Linked DNA regions of Mus musculus: region 2 is linked to region 1. The links are chromatin loops, found by intact Hi-C in ENCODE. Cell type or tissue: gastrocnemius. All regions are shown on one strand. Links, peaks and the distances in the headings refer to the core of each region. The heading gives the core; the rest is flanking DNA. Region 1 holds the start of Atg13 (autophagy related 13). Region 2 holds the start of Zfp408 (zinc finger protein 408).

Region 1 (2,905 bases), core at 129-2,628:
AATGAGTTATAAGCCTTTAAAAGATTTAAATTCAGTCTATAGTGTTTGGTATGGTAGTTCACACTTCTAGTATTCAGGAGGAAGAGATTCAGGAGTTCAAGGTCACCCAAAACTATATAAAGTGAAAACCAGCCTAGGCTATATAAATATCCTGTCTCAAAAACCTACAAGAGCAGATAGATAGATAGTGTTGTTTGGTTGTATTACATGCCTATAGCCCAGACCTGGGGAGTCAGAGGCAATAGGACTGCTAACAAGTTCAATACTAGCCTAGTCTACATAGTGAGTTCCAGGCCAACAAGTGTAATACACAAAAAGATCTTGTCTCAAAAAGCAGAGATTAATTGGTTGTGAATATAGCTCTGTAGTAGACTGAGCAGAGTGATAGGTTAAACCTCAAGTAAGAACACGTATGTGTTTGTGTATAGATATATAATTATTGTATACATATAAACATATACATATAAATAAATTTATACATATTTCATTAGGAGAATTTCAAAACTAGACATGATGGTATATGCTAGATAATCTCAACACTTACGATGCCGGGAAAGGAGGATCAGTAACTCAAGGCAAACAAACCCTGGCTGCATAGGTGAACCCTGTTTCCAACTATCCCAACCTAGGCCTGTGACAGCCTGCGTCGGTATTCTCAGCTCCTCAGGAGGCTGAGTGAAGAAGATAACTGAAGCACAGGAGTTTAAGGCCAACCTGGGCTACGGGCTACCACCGAAGTGGGGAGGGGGGAGCCAACAAAGGAATGTTACCTTGAGGATAGATTGAGCAGATTAACTAGGAAAAAAGTGAATGAGAGATTTACAACCCAAGAAGGTGCTTAGCCACTTAATTCAGAGATTTAATGAGAATAGGTTTTCGCAGGTTATTCCACTGCCAGTAAGAACATAGTCCCCTTTTTCACTAGTCAAGTCACCCTCACTTACAGGAGGACTTCATACTTGGCATTAAAAATTTTTTTTGATTGACTGAAAACTTACCTAACCTACCTTGATACCCAACACCGGAGTTACGGCCCTACAAATGTTCTCCAATAGATCTTTTTGACATAACTCAAAGAGACAATAAAGTAGCAAGAAAATTTCGGGGGATGTCTGTAACGGTTGGGACGCCTCAAGAGCCAACAGGGTCTACACCAACCCAACTTCTCGTAGAAAACATAATCAGGGGATTATGGAACTGAACCTCGGTTGCTTGGCTTGGGCGTCCCCAAGGTGGTGGCCAAGGGAACACAGATCAGTGACCTCCCACTCGGGGGCGCTGAAAGATCCGGGGGTTATTACCCTCAAAAGTGAGTACCTGCGAAGCTACGGCACAGAGAGTGGCTCCGGGCTCTCATTCCGGAGGCCGGGGCCTGGGGCCGGCCAACTGCACCTCCCAGCAGAGGGTTCCGCGCTCCCGGGCGGTAGTGACAGCACAGGTCGCAGAGAGATATCTCACGCTAACGAGGCTCCGGGATCCCAGAACTGAAAAAGCTGTCGGACTGGTGTGGACTGGTTTTTCTCAGAGCTTCCCCTTCACACGTCAAACGATCTCTCCCGCCCTAAGCCAGCAACCAGTCGCTGCCCGGCGCCGCCATCCTTAGTGTTTGTTTTCATCCGCTTCAGTGCAGGCGGTGGGGAGGTAGAGCGCTACGGAGGAAATGCAGCTGCCTAAATTCAGCTGCACTTTCGCTACACCACAAACGACCTATTTAATATTTCTGTACATCAGAGTCTTCAAGAAAGGCGGCTTATTTCCAGAAATAAATCATATGATTAATTTTAAAGCCTTTTAGGAGAAAAAAAAGGGTTTGGGAAGGAATTTAGGGAGTTGGAGACTGGGCTTCGTGTAGAATGTACGGAAGCGAAGCGCAGGCCGCGGTGGCCGAGGTGCTGATGACGCGGCGTGGGGCGGGCGCTGACGCGGAAGGGGAGGTGCGGCTGTTGCGCACCGTGGCGGCTTGTGTGCGGCCGTGGGTTCCGGAGGCGGGCCTTCTTCGGCCCCGAGGGTGGAGAGTGCTCCGGTTAATCCGGTAGCTACGGAAAGGTGGCGATCAGCGTTCGGTTATTCTGGGTCGAGCAGCCAGACTTTGGTTATCTTACTATTTTTGAGACAAGGTCTCGCTGTGTAACTCAGGTTAGCTTTGAACGTAATGTAGCTCCAGCAGGCATGGAGCACGCGGCGATGCTACCCAGTTTCCAGAATGCTAACATTACAGGCTGGACCAGCCTTAGGAGCTTTTTGTTTTGTTTTACTTTGTTTTGACTGGTGCTCGTAGTCCACGCTTGCCTCGCACATGATCTTCTGGTCTACACTTCCCAAGTACAGTGAGCCCATTCCTGGCTGGGGCATCTTTACTTACACGGCTTTTAAAGGAATAAACTTTTTAAATACATTTATGTTTTGGAGGCGGGCGTGATGTGGCAAGGGTGTTGGACGATTCTTTCTTTCCACCATATGGATCTCAGATAGCCAACTAATTTATTTCACCAGGCTTCACAGGCAAACCCTGTGCCCTCGGAGCCATCTTTGTCCCTTAATACTGTTTTGAAAGCGGGTTGAAAAGTGGCCTCGGTGTTCCAGACCTACCTGGTTCACTTAGCTTTTTCCTCCTTTCCTTCCTTTTATACTCTTCCTTCCTTTCTAGCCTAAAGCTTCGGGATTTGGGTCTCTTGAGATGAAGGGAAAGCCTGTTACAGCAGACAGTGTAGGTCCCCAGGCAGGGCCACAGACTGTCTTTCTTCCTTTCTCCCCCCCCCCCACCCCCCCTTTGTTCTACATCTCTAGTTGGACTGGTTTGAGCACTCCCTCATCTGTGGAGCCATAGGGCTTTGCAAAACAAACCTCTGAGTAACCCTTAAGGTGTTTTCAACTTGTCAGCTGTCTCCTGGTTGCCACAGACCTC
Region 2 (2,905 bases), core at 127-2,626, 61 kb before region 1:
TCACTCTGCAGTCTTCCCTCCTGCACCAAACTACAAGACAGAGCAGGAGCTGGCTCAACAGACCCTCCTCACGTGGCTTCCTCTGACCCCTCCGTCATCCCCTTGCATCACACGTTGGAAAAGACCGCCGGGAAGGCAACGAGAATTGGCTTCAGGTTCCATCCCAAGCAGAGCGTGTGCGCGCACTAGTTTTACTTACCTGGTCCAAGTGGAACTTTGCTGCCGGGGACAGATGGCTCCGCACGGGGCTAACGAGAAGTCCTAGAATAAAACAATGAGATCCCTTTCCCCGTGCCTGCGAGGAGTGAGGGGCAGACAGCAAAACAAAAGCAAAGCAAATCTGGGCACAACCTTTCTGGGGCAAAGCTAAGCTGAAACTTTTGGGATTTTTTTTTGATTGTTTTTGAAACAGGGTTGTCCTGGAACTCACTCTGTAGACCGGGCTGGTCTCGAACTCAGAGATCTTCCTGCCTCTGCCTCCCTAGTGCTAGGATTAAAGACATGCACCACTCCCCAACTCCTCCCCCACTTTTTTTTTTCATAAGATGAAACTCTAAGGCTAGCAGCAGCCTCTGAGGTTGCCTCTACACTATGGTGCTGTGTGGTTTGTTTTTTTTTTTTTTTTTTTTTTTTGGTTTTTCAAGACATGGTTTCTCTGTGTAGCCCTGGTTGTCCTGGCACTAACTCTGTAGACCAAGCTGGCCTCGAACTCAGAAATCCGCCTGCCTCTGCGTCTGCCTCCCCCCGCCCCCCTCCCACCCAGTGCTGGGATTAAAGGCGTGTGCCACCGCGCCCAGTTCTATGGTGCTGTTTTATATCTTCAGTCAGTGAAGACCAGAGAGTCCACTCACCTCTCCTTAAAGGTGTGGAAAGCTCTAAACAGCACAGCCTTTCAGCAAATACCAAACAGAAAACGCTGCAAGAGCACCAATACTTTTAAACAATCCTTACTAATGCTTACAAAGCACAGGCGTATTTGGCTTGCATCGTGTCCTCTGGTCTTCCAAAGGATCTCGGTAACAGCCACAACTTTCTTTTACAGGTGAGTAATATTAGGTGTGTAATTTAGCTAACTAGTTAACAGGTTTGAATCTGATCCTGGTAACCTTAGCTTCTGACCTTTGTCTCTGCCAACACAGTAGGAATTCAGGTTCTCACAACTTCTTTGCATCTGCTTTAGTTACTGCTGCTTAGGTAGAGCAAGACAGCGCTGCAATGAAGGGACAATTATTTCTCGAGTTTGAAAATATCCTGCTTCTAACAAACTGGAAGAGCTGTCCGGAAATGTCTGAACCTCCCCCAAACTTTCAGACAGATGTCCGACTCCTCAATACCTCCTCGTGCGGTGTCTTCATTCCCTCGCCCTTCTCCAGGACGGACTCATCTTCCAGAGGTCCCCAATGCAGGCCGGGCTGCAGGGGTGCTCCTACACACCAGACCCCCAAGTGCTGATTCCTGGATCTCGAGGGGCCCACGGCCAAGCCCTGGGGGAGGCTCCTTAGAACAAGGATGGCAGGGCTCGTACCCGGCGGGCAGGCTTTGAGGCCCGGAGCAAAGCCTTTTCCGGAAGGGCTCCATCCTGAATCCTGGCCCAGGGGTGGCTCTGGGGCTGCAGGGAGACGGGAAGGCAGTAAAGGAGTGGTCCATGAAGGCGTGGGGTTGGGGAAAGAGAGGTACAGGGTCAGCTATGACCCAAGAGTCCGAGGGATTAGCAAGGTTCTAGTTAGTAGGGCCCTTGAATGGTTGGGAGGGAGTCTAGTCTCTTAGGGCACCGGAGCAGGATCCCAGGCTCAAGAGAAAAAGGGATGTAAGGGAATGCGCTGACTAGAAAAACGCTGTGGCCATCTAGTCCAGGGCTGAGGGTCGCAGACATCGCAGGTCACTCACGGTGCGGCTCTATTTTCCCCAAGATCACCTCCTCCACCTCCTTCATCGTGGGACAGAGATTCTCTCGCCACTCCCCTCTACCGGAAGTGAGCGTTTTTGTCCCGGTTCCTCCCGGAAACAGTCCTTGATTTTCAAATTTAAGCTCAAGGAAGAATCCGGGTGGTTAGGCATCATTGAAGGATGGACCTGGGAGTTTGGAAGTACTTGACAGATAAAACCCTGTCCGATGGGCGATACGAACCTAGGATTTCAGAGGCCCGCTAGTTTCCTGCATCTGGAAAAGCGGAACCCAACTCACTCACTTTAGGTAGCGGCGAGTCGGACAGCTCGGCTAATTAACCTCACATTTTGTCAGGTGATTGCCGGAAGTGGGCGGAGCACCAAGAAAGCCTTGTTTGGTCCGGGCAGCAAGCCGGAAGTAGGTAGAAGAAATGGCGGAAGTGGTTGGGGAGCTGGGGGCCCCCGAGGGGGCGGTTCCCATTCCCATCTCGGAGCCGGATGTTTGCCGAGCTTTGACAGGCGTGGCAGAGGAAGCATTGCCGGAACGAGGTGAGCTGCGGAGCGCGGGGTCTCTTTGGGCGTGGTGGTGGGGAAGAGCTGCTCTGGTCAACGGAAGGAATTGGGTCGGAAAGGGGAAAATCCGAGGCAGTGGGTCGGGAGTGGAATTGGGCCCGAGGGCCTGGGTCTCTTCGCTGCCGGGATTTTTCCCATTTCGGCGCCTGCAATGAGAAGACAGCCACTTTCTCTGACTTGTTCCTGCCCTCCCTCTGCAAGGCATAGGCCAAGCCAGAGCAAGCCGGTGGGAGGGAGGGAGAAGTCGTCCTGATCAGATCTGGCATAGCACTGAGAGCTAGAAATCAGGGGAAGTGATCCACCTTGTCACTTGATAGGCCGTGCTTTCATCTCACTTTCTTGTGAAACGAAATACACTCCATTCGTTGTTTGTTTTCGGACTCTATGCAAACATGATTATAGTTTAGAGTTGCAGCCTTGTAGGATTTGGGTTTTTCCAAAGTCA

The links. A loop is a pair of places that touch in the nucleus more often than their neighbours do. Peaks named below come from ENCODE experiments on the same cell type or tissue, not always from the same donor. Only the 100,000 strongest peaks of a DNase experiment are listed, where the experiment ranks them.
Region 2: a loop joins it to region 1, with 4 times the contacts of the local background. A loop is called at or near these places in 5 of 42 quality-filtered maps.

Annotation. Positions count from the first base shown.
Region 1 is chr2:91,708,930-91,711,834 of GRCm38, forward strand. It overlaps Atg13 (autophagy related 13), which reads right to left and starts at 1,663. Exons shown (of 17, transcript NM_001355419.1): 1 at 1,318-1,663. Harbi1 (harbinger transposase derived 1) reads left to right here and starts at 1,923. Exons shown (of 3, transcript NM_178724.5): 1 at 1,923-2,322. In gastrocnemius, for the core only: a CTCF peak has its summit at 1,263 (motif pointing right); DNase peaks (open chromatin) are centred at 1,620 and 1,937; H3K4me3 peaks cover 2,393 bases; H3K27ac peaks cover 2,031 bases.
Region 2 is chr2:91,647,817-91,650,721 of GRCm38, forward strand. Zfp408 (zinc finger protein 408) reads right to left here and starts at 1,975. Exons shown (of 5, transcript NM_001347175.2): 1 at 1,888-1,975; 2 at 1,335-1,609; 3 at 200-261; 4 at 1-30. The coding sequence starts at 1,933. It overlaps Arhgap1 (Rho GTPase activating protein 1), which reads left to right and starts at 2,302. Exons shown (of 14, transcript NM_001359970.1): 1 at 2,302-2,436. In gastrocnemius, for the core only: no CTCF peak of the experiment used is centred there; DNase peaks (open chromatin) are centred at 1,517 and 2,290; H3K4me3 peaks cover 1,627 bases; H3K27ac peaks cover 1,413 bases.